Regions from separate parts of the Homo sapiens genome. Here all the other regions are linked to region 1. Evidence: chromatin contacts called from ENCODE Hi-C or POLR2A ChIA-PET data. All regions are on one chromosome and are shown on one strand. Each heading gives the region's core, a stretch centred on a gene start or an enhancer-like site at or near the end of the contact. The rest is flanking DNA. Distances are from core to core; before and after follow the strand shown.

Region 1 (4,023 bases), core at 602-3,101:
GTGCCTCCCATTCTGAATAGGCCCCAGGCATAAAAACTGCATTGGACTTCACAGAACCGAAACTGGTTATTCATATAAGGGATTGCTTCTCCAATTGGAGACAGAGATGGTGACACATTGTGACTGTAGCCAGTTATTTTCCCTTTCCTAAAGACGTATTAAAAAAAAGTATTGGAACCAACCCAAATGCCCATCAATGACAGACTGGATAAAGAAAACATGGCACATATACACCATGGAATACTATGCAATAAAAAAGGATGAGTTCATGTCCTTTGCAGGGGCATGGATGAAGCTGGAAACCATCATTCTCAGAAAATTAACACAAGAACAGGAAACCAAACACCACACGTTCTCACTCATAAGTGGGAATTGAACAATTACAACACATGGACACAGGGAGGGGAACATCACACACCAGGGCCTGTCAAGAGGTGGGGAGATAGGGGAGGGATAGCATTAGGAGAAATACCTAATGTAGATGATGGGTTGATGGGTGCAGCAAACCACCATGGCACGTGTATACCTAGGTAACAAATCTGCACATTCTGCACATGTACCCCAAAACTTAAAGTATAAAAAAAAAGAAAAAAAGACAAAAGTATACTCCCAGATTTTTGAGAAGATATAAAGAAAGACAACATATAATAAATGTTTGCAGCAAGATATAAACATATCAATAAAGGGTCAATAGTGGTAAGCTGAATTGTAGTGGTTGTGTGAGTGTCAGAAAGTTAGTGTTTTCCCTCTATCTCTCTTCCTCTCTCTCTCTCCCCTACTTCTAAAAACAGCCTGCCCGTCCTCTTCAGTGTTTTCTTTCTTACTCACTGCTGCCGTGCTACTCTCAGTTGGAATGATTTTCTCATCCTTGTCCTTTTGGTAAATATCTACCCACTCATCTTTTTAAACATCTCCTCTTTTATGAAGCCTTTTCTGCATCTACAGGTAGAACTGACCCTGCCATCCCCTGCATTCTTTACAAACTTCTAGAAAATTTAGCTTTACTTTTTCTCTGACTCCCATTTTTACATCGGGTGCTCCTTGATGACAAAGAGATTAACTGTAACTTCGGGATAGATGACCAGTGTTTGTTGAGTGAATGAATAAAGGGATCAGGGTTGGATCTGCTCAAAAGTGCTAGAGTAATAGAGCAAAACAGAGCAGGTAACACATCCCTTAACACTCGGTATCTCAACTGACTTTCACAAAAGCTCTATTAAATGAGCAGGTGATTGTGGAGTGAAAGAATTAAACAAATTTTCAAGAGTTTTAGTGGCTTTCCCACTAAAGCCTGGGTGACTGGGAAAGTTTGGGCTGGGAATGTTGGGCTTTTCAAGCGTGTTCGAAGCTCCCTAATTGGTACTAAATTTCAGGCATTCAGACCCTCTAGGAAAGAGTTCTTTCTAGCTCACAACATTAGGGGAGGAGTTAGACACATAAATGGAGAAAGTGATAGAAGAGACATGGTCAGGGATGGGGGTTCTACCCTTCCAGAGACAATGCACATTTTCTTTGAAACAGCTTCGGGAAAACTGCAAATCTCAATGATATTTACCAATTTTGAGAATCTATTAAGTGCCTGGCACTCTGTGTAGAAGCCCTCCAATCGTACCCTAAATCTGAGAAGTATTTATTATTATTTCCATTTTTACTCCCTAATGCATCTACTCTAAGCTCCTTGCTTCACCCTACCAAAGTTTCCCTTCTGCTAGTGCTCTCCTTTGGTGCAGAACCACCGCATCCACTTTCTCAGGCCCAGGGGAGGGGCGGGGCGGGGCGATTTCGCCTTGCCGCAGAGCCAGTCTGCGCCTGCGCGGACTGCGGCAGAGGGCGGGGTGTGAGAAGCAGAGTACAGTGAGACTAGCATTCACTGCTGGCCAGTGCCTGCCTTTTTCACCACCTCTAATTTCAGCTTCAGCAGTTGCTTGGAACTTTGGTTCTGGCAGCAGCAGCAACATCATTACCGCTAGCGGCAGTTTTGTGCCGAGGCACCTACACACCTCCCGTCCTCTCTGCCAGATCGCGGGCCTGTCGGTGTCTGCTCCTACACGCCAACGCCGGTGGGCAGGACCATGTCTCTGGTAAGCCAGAATTCGCGCCGCCGCCGCCGCCGCGTTGCAAAGGCTACTGCGCACAACAGCAGCTGGGGCGAAATGCAGGCCCCTAATGCCCCCGGTCTCCCCGCTGATGTGCCAGGCTCAGACGTCCCCCAGGGTCCCAGCGATTCCCAGATCCTCCAGGGCCTCTGCGCCTCTGAGGGCCCAAGCACCTCCGTTCTGCCCACCTCCGCTGAGGGCCCAAGCACCTTTGTGCCGCCCACCATCTCTGAGGCCTCAAGCGCCTCCGGGCAGCCCACCATCTCTGAGGGACCTGGCACCTCCGTGCTGCCCACCCCCAGTGAGGGCCTAAGCACCTCCGGGCCTCCCACCATCTCTAAGGGGCTGTGCACCTCTGTGACGCTTGCCGCCTCTGAGGGCCGGAACACCTCCAGGCCGCCCACTTCCTCTGAGGAACCTAGCACCTCCGTGCCGCCCACCGCCTCTGAGGTACCGAGCACCTCCCTGCCGCCCACCCCTGGTGAGGGAACGAGCACCTCCGTGCCGCCCACAGCCTATGAGGGACCAAGCACCTCCGTGGTGCCCACCCCTGATGAGGGACCAAGCACCTCCGTGCTGCCTACACCTGGTGAGGGACCAGGCACCTCCGTGCCGCTCGCCGCCACTGAGGGCCTGAGCACCTCCGTGCAGGCCACTCCTGATGAGGGACCGAGCACCTCCGTGCCGCCCACCGCCACTGAGGGCCTAAGCACCCCCGTGCCACCCACCCGTGATGAGGGACCGAGCACCTCCGTGCCGGCCACTCCTGGTGAGGGACCGAGCACCTCCGTGCTGCCCGCCGCCTCTGACGGACAAAGCATCTCCTTGGTGCCCACCCGCGGTAAGGGATCAAGCACCTCCGTGCCCCCCACCGCCACCGAGGGCCTGAGCACCTCCGTGCAGCCCACTGCTGGTGAGGGATCGAGCACCTCCGTGCCGCCCACCCCTGGTGGGGGACTGAGCACCTCCGTGCCGCCCACCGCCACTGAGGAGTTGAGCACCTCCGTGCCGCCCACTCCCGGTGAGGGACCAAGCACTTCCGTACTGCCAATCCCCGGTGAGGGACTGAGCACCTCTGTGCCGCCCACCGCCTCTGATGGATCGGACACCTCCGTGCCGCCCACTCCTGGTGAGGGCGCAAGCACCTTAGTGCAGCCCACCGCCCCTGACGGACCGGGAAGCTCCGTGCTGCCTAACCCTGGTGAGGGCCCGAGCACATTGTTTAGCTCTAGTGCTTCTGTGGACCGGAACCCCTCCAAGTGTTCCCTTGTTTTGCCAAGCCCTAGGGTAACCAAGGCCTCCGTGGACTCAGATTCTGAGGGTCCTAAGGGTGCAGAAGGCCCTATAGAATTCGAGGTCCTGAGAGACTGTGAGAGCCCCAACTCCATTAGTATTATGGGCCTCAATACTTCCCGGGTTGCAATTACCCTGAAGCCCCAAGACCCTATGGAACAGAACGTAGCTGAGCTGTTGCAGTTCCTGCTGGTGAAGGATCAGAGCAAGTACCCTATCCGGGAGTCTGAAATGCGGGAATATATTGTTAAAGAATATCGCAACCAGTTTCCTGAGATACTCAGGCGAGCAGCAGCCCACCTGGAGTGCATTTTTAGGTTTGAATTGAGAGAACTTGACCCTGAGGCACACACCTACATTCTGTTAAACAAACTGGGACCTGTGCCCTTTGAAGGGTTAGAAGAGAGCCCAAATGGGCCAAAGATGGGCCTCCTGATGATGATTCTAGGCCAAATATTCCTGAATGGCAACCAAGCCAAGGAGGCTGAGATTTGGGAAATGCTCTGGAGGATGGGGGTGCAGCGGGAAAGGAGGCTTTCCATTTTTGGGAACCCAAAGAGACTTCTGTCTGTGGAGTTTGTATGGCAGCGTTACTTAGACTACAGGCCAGTAACTGACTGTAAACCAGTGGAGT
Region 2 (4,023 bases), core at 478-2,977, 1.6 Mb after region 1:
ATAACAGGCATGAGCCACTGTGCCCGGCCCGTGGATATATTGTTTATTACATGGGTATATTGGGTGATGCTGGGGTTTAGGCTTATAGTGACCCCATCTCCCAAACAGTGAACATAGTACTCAATAAGTAGTTTTTCATCCCTTGCCCCCCTCCCTTCTTCTCACCTTTTGGAGGCCCCACTGCTCATTGATTTCATCTTTATGTCCATGTGTAGCCATTGTTTAGCTCCTGCTTATAAGTGAGAACATGTAGTATTTGATTTTCTGTCCCTACGTTAACTCACTTAGGATAATGGCCTCCAGCTTCACCTATGCTACTCAAAGGACATGATTTCTTTTTTTATGGCTGCATAGTATTCCATGGTGTATATGTACTACATTTCCTTTATCCAGTCCACCATTGATGGGCACCTGGGTGACTCCATGTCTTTGCTATTGTGAAGAGTGCTGTGATAAACACACACATGCAGTTGTCTTTTGATAAAACAATTTAAAATAAATATAAGAAAATCCTTTGGGTAGATATCCAGTAGTGGGATTGCTGGGTTAAATGGTAGTTATATTTTAAGTTCTTGGAGAAATCTCCAGACTGTTTTCCGTAGAGGTTGAACTGATTTACATTCCCACCAACAGTATATAAGTGTTCCCTTTTCTCTGCATCGTTGCCAACATCTGTTATTTTTTGATTTTTTTAATTATAGCCATTCTGACTGGTGTGAAGGGGTATTTCATTGTGGTTTTAAGTTGCATTTCCCTGATGATTAGTGATGTTGAGTATTTTTTCATGTGTTTTTTTTTATCACTTGTATGTCTTCTTTTGAGAGGTGTCTATTTATGCCCTTTGCCCACTTTTAAATAGGGTTGTTTTATCCTTGTTGATTTAAGTTTCATATAGAGTCTAGATATTAGTCCTTTGTTGGATGCATACTTTGCAAATATTTTCTCCCATTCTGTAGGTTCTGTGTTTATTCTGTTGATTGTTTCTTTTGTTGTGCAGAAGCTCTTTCGTTTAATTAAATCTCCTTTATTAATTTTTGGTTTTGTTGCAATTGTTTTTGAGGTCTTAGTCATAAATTCTTTCCCTAGGATAATGTCTAGAAGAGTTTTTCCCAGGTTTTCTTGGGGTTTTTATAGTTTGAGGTTTTACATCTAAGTCTTCAATCTATCCTGAGTTAATTTTTTTATATGGTGAGAGATATGAGTCCAGTTTCATTCTTCTGCATATGGCTAGCTAGTTTTCCCAGCACCATATATTGAATAGGGTGTCCTTTCCCCATTGTTTGTTTTTGTCAACTTTGTTGAAGACCAGTTGGTTGTAGGTGTGGGCTTTATTTCTGGGTTCTCTATTTTGTTCAGTTGATCTACGTGTCTATTTTTGTATCAATACCACGCTGTTTTGATTACTATAGTCTTTTAGTATAATTTGAAGTCGGGTAATGTGATGCCTCTAGTTTTATTCTTTTTGCTTAGGATTGCTTCGGCTATTTAGGTTCTTTTTCCATATGAAATTTAGGATTGCTTTTTAAATTCTGTGACAGAGAACATTAGTAGTTTTATAGGAATTGTGTTGAATCTATAGATTGCTTTGGACAGTATGGTAGATAGGATTAGGGTTAGACATGGAGAGAAGATCATCTCCTGCCACACCCTTCCCCCACACCTACAGTGCTGCGGATGCAGCAGTGCTATTTCCCACCAGGGGCCAGCTAGCGCACACTTGGACAAAGCATATTTCATGCTTTTCATGGTGGCTCCACCCCTACTGCAAGTGAGTCACGTGCCGCTTGGGTTTTTTCCAAGGGCGAGGCTCAACTCCCTCTCCCGACAGAGTGGCACTGTCCCAGCAAGGAGGGACAGACAAATCACTGAGTTGCCTGCTTTGGTCTGGGGGAAAAGACTAACCCAAACCCATTTTAGTGGTAGCTATCAGAGGGGCATACTCATGGGAACCAAAGGACAAAGTCCTTATGAAATGAAGGTCAGGAGCCCTATAACAAGGGCACAAAAGAGAAGCTGATCATGTTCTTGCTGGCACAGGATCAGGAGTGCGAGTGCACCCTAATATAATCTCTTCCCACCACCCCTGCATCAGGGCAGGTGCTTCTACCTGGCACCAACCTACCTGCTGTCTCTTACTCTTGAGTGCCATCTACTGGTGTGTATCCTGAACTGCATCATAAAATTTAAAATCTGCTAACAGAAGGGCTTAGTTCTAGCCCTTAAGATAAGTCCACAGGGACCTCTGCACCCTAAACCCTATAGGAGATTGTTAGCTCTAATGGCTAATACCTCACTACAAAAAGCAGCATCTGAGAAAGCTATGGCATAGAAGCTATCCACAACCAAGTAATCTGTACAGCACCTTGGACCCCTGAAAGCACCAAAAACAAAGCTAAATGATCACACACAACATGCACCACAGTAAAGCACCCAAGGGAAAAAAAAGAAGGAAAGAAAACGTCCCTTGGAAATGATAGCAAATTCAAAAACAGGAAGCAAAAGTTCCCTTGGATGGGAAAGAATCAGTGCAAGAACTCTAGCAGTACAAAAAGTGTTTTCACACCGCCAAACGATTGTAATAGCTCTCTAGCAACGGATCCTAAGCAGACAGATAAGTAATTTAAAATATGGATTGCAAGGAAACCTCAATGAGATCCAAATGAAAGTTGGAATCCAATGTAAAGAAACCAGAAAAACGATTCAGGATATGCAAGACGAGGTAGCCATATTAAGAAAAAAAACAAATGGAACTGCTGGAACTGAAAAATTCAGTAAAGAAATTTCAAATCCAGAGAACTCCTGCAAGACACTATACAAGATGACCATCCTCAGGGCACACAGGCATTAGAATATCCAAAGTCAATGCAAAAGAAAAATATCTTAAAGGCAGCTACAGAAAAGGGCCAAATTACCTACAGAGCAAAACCCATCAGGCTAACAGCAGACTTCTCAGTGGAAATGTTACAAGCTGGAAGTGATTGAGAGCCTATTTTTAGTTTCCCTAAAGAAAAAAAAAACTGGCAACCAGGAATTTCATATCCTGCCAAATTAAGCTTCATACATGAAGTAGAAACAAAGTCTTCCTCAGACAAGCAAACAGTAAGGAAATTCATCACCACCAGACCAGAGCTATAAGAAATGTTCAGAGAAGTTCTGAACATGGAAACAAAAGAATGATACTTGCTACCACAAAAACATATATAAATACAAAGCTCACAGACCCTATAAAGCAATTACACAATTGAGACTACAAAGAAACTAGCAAACACTACCATAAGGAACAAAAACTCATATATCAATATTAAACTTGAATGTAAATGGCCTAAATACTCCACTTAAAAGACATAGAGTGGCAAATTGGAATAAAAAAACAAGATCCATCCTTTTGCTGTCATCAAGAGACCCATCTCAAAGGTAATAACTCATAGGTTGAAGGTGAAGGGATGGAGAAAGATCTATCATGCAAATGGAAAACAAAGAGCAGGGGTTGCTATTCTTGTATTACATAAAACAGAGTTTAAATCAACAATAGTTTTAAAAAAAGGCAAAGAAGGGCACTACAAAATGATAAAGATCTCAATTCAACAAGAAGATTTAACTATCTTAAATACATATGCACCCAACATTGGAGCATCCAGATTTATAAAACAAATACTGCTAGACCTACAAAAAGAGGTAGACTGCCATACAATAATAGTGGAGGACTTCAGTACCCCACTGACAGCACTAGAGAGATCATCAAGGACAAAAATTAGCAAAGAAACTCTGCACTTAAATTGGATTCTCAACCAAATGGCCCTAATAGATATCTACGGAATACTCCACTCAATAACCACAGAGTATATATTCTTCTCATATGAACATGGTACATTCCCTAACATTGATCATCGGCTTGATCATAAAGCAAGTCTCAATAAATTAAAAAACAACTAGATCAGATCAAGCGTCTTCCTAGACTCCAGTGGAATAAAATTAGAAATCAATACCAAGAGGAACTCTAAAAGCCACACAAGTACAGGGAGA
Region 3 (4,023 bases), core at 750-3,249, 1.0 Mb after region 1:
CTGTGCACTTGACACTGTCTTGTACTCCAGTCATTTATGTACTTGTCTTAACCTCTTCCCTTCCTTTTCCACCTTCCCACTAAATTCAAAAACTCTTTGAAGAAGGAAGAAAGAAGAAAGATTGATTTCTTTGTATTTCACCAACCTAATAGTTGCTTTATGTCAGTCTCATTTTATAAAGCTTTTAATTATGGAAATTTTCATATGTAATTTCATATATATATATAAAGTATAATTAAACACCAATATACCCCTCACCCAGCTTAACAATTAGCGACACAAGGACAATAATCGCATCTATACCTCCACTCCTTCTGCCTTCTTACTTTGAATAATTTAATAGCAAATCCCAGACAGCGTATGATTTCATCCATAAATACTTCAATATGAATGACACTTTCTGCATTTCTGTGTCCCCTACAATTGGAAGATGACTTGCATCTATGTCCGCTGCTACTGGGAGCACCTCAGATTATTTCTGAGTGTGCCTATTATGTGCCGCATCTTGTGCTTGGCTTCAGAGGTTCTGTCTGAGCTGCAGAGGCACAACAGTACCAAGCCACAATACTCCCAAACGAGAATTGCTACGGTTCCAGGGGAGTGAGCTCAGGGTGCACGTGGGAGCCCAGGAGTAGGACCCTGAATTGCACTAAGTGAATTGAGCGGAATCGGTTTTCTCATCTCATGGTGACCCTGAGTTCAAAGTTGCCACGAGACTAGGGGTCGCCAGCAGGAGGCGCTGCAAAGAGAGGGGATGGCGCGGGGCTCCCTGTGTTCAGTTTCTCCTGAGGGAGCCTGGGAAGGCAGCCATCGCCGGCTGCGGGTGAAAACCAAGTAACAACACCCTTTCACAGGCGATCGGGACGCCGAGTGCCAGGGCCCAATAGGTGCCCCAGGATTCAGGTTCGGGGCACAGGTGCAGGGGTGCAGGGCAGGTCTGGCACCTGCTCCCCAGGACTTCTGGACGCTGCCCGTTGACCTGGCTGCCGCCGGTTCCTGTCCCAACTGCCGCTCTTCCTGATAGAATATCTCGGAGCAAGGCACTGGACAGAACGAGGAAACACCTGTTTCCAACAAGAAACGAGGTAGGGGGGAAGCCCCCACCAGGCTTCCAATGGCCTCTCATTGAGCTTGCTCTCGAGAGCCTCTTAAAAGCGCGCCCAGAAAGCCAGCGGAGATCATTTTTCAAAAAGATCGCTTTCTATTTCTTACTCCCCCTCTCCTTTTCCTAAGCCTAAGCTGTAACGTCTCTTTCTTTAAAAAAATAAAAATTCATCTTTCCTCTGAGGGGTTTCCCGCTCCTCTCAGACCCCGTAAGGCCCTCCCCTTGGAATCTGCAAGGACCACCACCCCCAACCCCAAATTTTGCAACTGCATTGGCTTCCAGGTTTTTCACTTCCTCGGTACCCCGCCAACCTATACAGGTAGGAATTAGGACTTGGGGGCCGTGGAACAAAGAAACCAGGGAGTCCCTGTCCCGGGTCAGATGCCCTTTCCGCAGCCTCCGACCAACTGGGGAACAAGAGGAGATCAGGAGCATGTGAACCCCCCAACTCCCGTCTCATGGCACTTTCCAAAGGCTAGCACAGCAGCCCGAGGACGCGTGGGAGGTGGGGACAGCCCCCGGGCAGCAGACAGACAGACCCCCACGGAACAGGCCTTGAGTGGCCGTGCGCGCCAGCGGCCTCCACGCACTGGGCTCTGTTATTTCATCAGCAGTTTCAGAAGAACCTGCCAAAAGCAGTTATGCCTCACTGCAATGTGTAGCTTTTTCCTGCCATTTTTTCATAATAAAAGAGGGAGTGAAGCTCGCTCGCTCTCTCCCTCCACCCCCCTCTCCCAAAAAGAGCCAAATGGATGCAAGAAAAAAAAAAAAAAAAGAACCCACACACCAATCTCCGAGGGGATGCCAATGAGGTGTGGCTTGTATTTAAATATCCAATATGTCAATGTAAGGGGAGTGGGTATGTATATAAAGTGCCGTTTGCATCTGATAGCTGGACGAAGCCAGCTATGAGAGGCCGGGGGAGATGGATGCGGAGGGGAAGAGGCACTTTGACTGAGAGCAAGGTCAGGAGCACGCTGCCCCGCGCTCCCCGCCACTGAGAAGTTCCTTGGACGCGAACAGACGTCGACTGCAGCTCGGCAGAGCGCGGAGCAAGCGAGCTAGCGAGGGAGCGCCGCCGAACCGCCCGCGCCCGCTGCGGGGAGAGGCAGTTCGCGCCCCGTGGCCCCGGCTCGGCCCGCGCGCGCCCAGCACAACCAGCGCCGCAATCGGCCCAGCCATGGCAGAGGTGGGGGGCGTCTTCGCCTCCTTGGACTGGGATCTACACGGCTTCTCCTCGTCTCTGGGGAACGTGCCCTTAGCTGACTCCCCAGGTTTCCTGAACGAGCGCCTGGGCCAAATCGAGGGGAAGCTGCAGCGTGGCTCACCCACAGACTTCGCCCACCTAAAGGGGATCCTGCGGCGCCGCCAGCTCTACTGCCGCACCGGCTTCCACCTGGAGATCTTCCCCAACGGCACGGTGCACGGGACCCGCCACGACCACAGCCGCTTCGGTGAGGACGCGGTCGGGGGAACGGGAGGCGGGCGGACGGCGCACTGGGGAGCCCACAGCTCCGGGCTCAGGCGTAGGGCCCGCAGACCGCCCCCGGGCTTGGTGTCGTCCGGGCCAGTCGAGGCGAGACACGACGGCGCGGTCGTGGGCCTCTCGACATCAGGGGGCCCTGCACCCTCGGACACTTTCAGGTGGGGGCGGGGGCGCCTTGCGGTGGGGCCTCTCCTTTCGCCGCTCCACAGTATCTCCCCAGGGAGCAAGGGGGTAGTTCTGGGAGCTGGACTCTAAGCCTTGAATGAAAGCAGGTGGAGCTGAGACAGGGGTGGGAGCTCTCGCCTAGGAGGCCGGGACCGTGGCTGCAGCGCGGGCCGAGCCTCGAAGGCAGCAGGGCTGTGGCAGCTGATTTCCTGGAACAGGATCCTGCATGGGCCGTGGGCATGTGAGGCGGTCGGCCGGCACACAAATCGCTTTTGGCCCGTGGGTACCAGGCAGCTGTGGCCTCCGCCTGCCTTGGGGTCGCTCTGTCCAGGGTAGGAGACAATCCAGGCAGCCTGGCACGAATTGGGAATCTAGGAAAACCTCGCGGTGTCCACCGTGTAAGGGCACAAGTCCTGGGGCAGCTTTTGCCGGAAACTACCTCTGGACTCCTTGCCTCAGTGAGGAAACCGTCCTGGGCCCACTCCCAGTCCCAGAAACAGTTGTCTCTTGGGCCCAAAGCAGGAAACGTTCAACCTCCATCCAGGATTGTCTGTTTGCCTGCCACTATACAAACTGTTCAACACAGCTGCCTGTCTCACATATAGAACTAATTACACAATTAATATAAGCCTTGATCTGAGACAAAGATCATTAGGTTTCTAAGCAAATGTGTTCGCTCCTCGGTAATTTGCCATTTTTATTTTCAATTTCCAATTCTATACTAAGACATCATGGGGGGTTCTGTGACAGCTACCTTTGCCCCTCCGCATCCTCCAATGTCCTCTGCTTCCTCCCAAGGACCCTATAATCCAAGAAAGACACCTTTTCCCCAAGCCAGTAAGATGTTCTGCCTACACTCAGACATGACACCCTTCCCTTCTTTTTCCCACCCTCCTTCTTGCCAACATCTGCCCCAAACCCCCCAAACCTCTCCATCCTCCTATTCTCCATGCCTTGCTAGAGCTGCATCTGGAGTGCACAGCAAAAAGGGGAACATAGGGGCCAGTGCGGGGTAAGGCCAAGCCTAGCAAACAACTTAGGGGCAGGGTTGGTCTTCCTTGCTGGGAACAGGCAGAAACCCTAATGAGGTCTATGGTATCTTGGAAAAATGCACTCAAACATAGCTAGAGTACAGTAGGTTGGGAGGGGTAATGGAGGGGTGCAGGTGTCTGTATAAACTTGCAGCAGGTCCTCAAAAGGGTGATAAGGTGGAGTGGGAGGAGAGGGAGTGTTAACTTGGCTCCTTTCCCTTTCATTGCTTGTGATT

The links. Hi-C counts contacts between places; a loop is a spot of excess contacts on that map. ChIA-PET counts read pairs that join two places held with the same protein, here RNA polymerase II (POLR2A). Pooled maps may share reads with other maps.
Region 2: a pooled map shows a loop between it and region 1 (3-fold over the local background). The contact joins the enhancer-like site here to the promoter of MAGEE1 in region 1. A Hi-C loop is called at or near these places in 4 of 50 pooled maps.
Region 3: a pooled map shows a loop between it and region 1 (7-fold over the local background). The contact joins the promoter of FGF16 here to the promoter of MAGEE1 in region 1. A Hi-C loop is called at or near these places in 1 of 37 single-sample maps with no recorded cell type and 2 of 50 pooled maps. POLR2A ChIA-PET finds 5 or more read pairs at or near these places in 1 of 52 experiments (H1).

Annotation. Positions count from the first base shown.
Region 1 is chrX:76,425,859-76,429,881 of GRCh38, forward strand. It overlaps MAGEE1 (MAGE family member E1), which reads left to right and starts at 1,852. Exons shown (of 1, transcript NM_020932.3): 1 at 1,852-4,023. The coding sequence starts at 2,073. RefSeq lists enhancers at 1,900-2,109, 2,580-2,709.
Region 2 is chrX:78,022,789-78,026,811 of GRCh38, forward strand. The region is part of intron 14 of ATP7A (ATPase copper transporting alpha); the gene reads left to right. Among named protein-coding and RNA genes, the nearest start is that of PGAM4, 55 kb to the left of the region's middle. Within about 2 kb of position 1,728, at least 3 of the 41 ENCODE cell types and tissues checked have a DNase peak (open chromatin) inside an H3K27ac peak, as active enhancers do.
Region 3 is chrX:77,445,390-77,449,412 of GRCh38, forward strand. FGF16 (fibroblast growth factor 16) reads left to right here and starts at 2,000. Exons shown (of 3, transcript NM_003868.3): 1 at 2,000-2,559. The coding sequence starts at 2,286. RefSeq lists enhancers at 898-1,087, 3,033-3,534.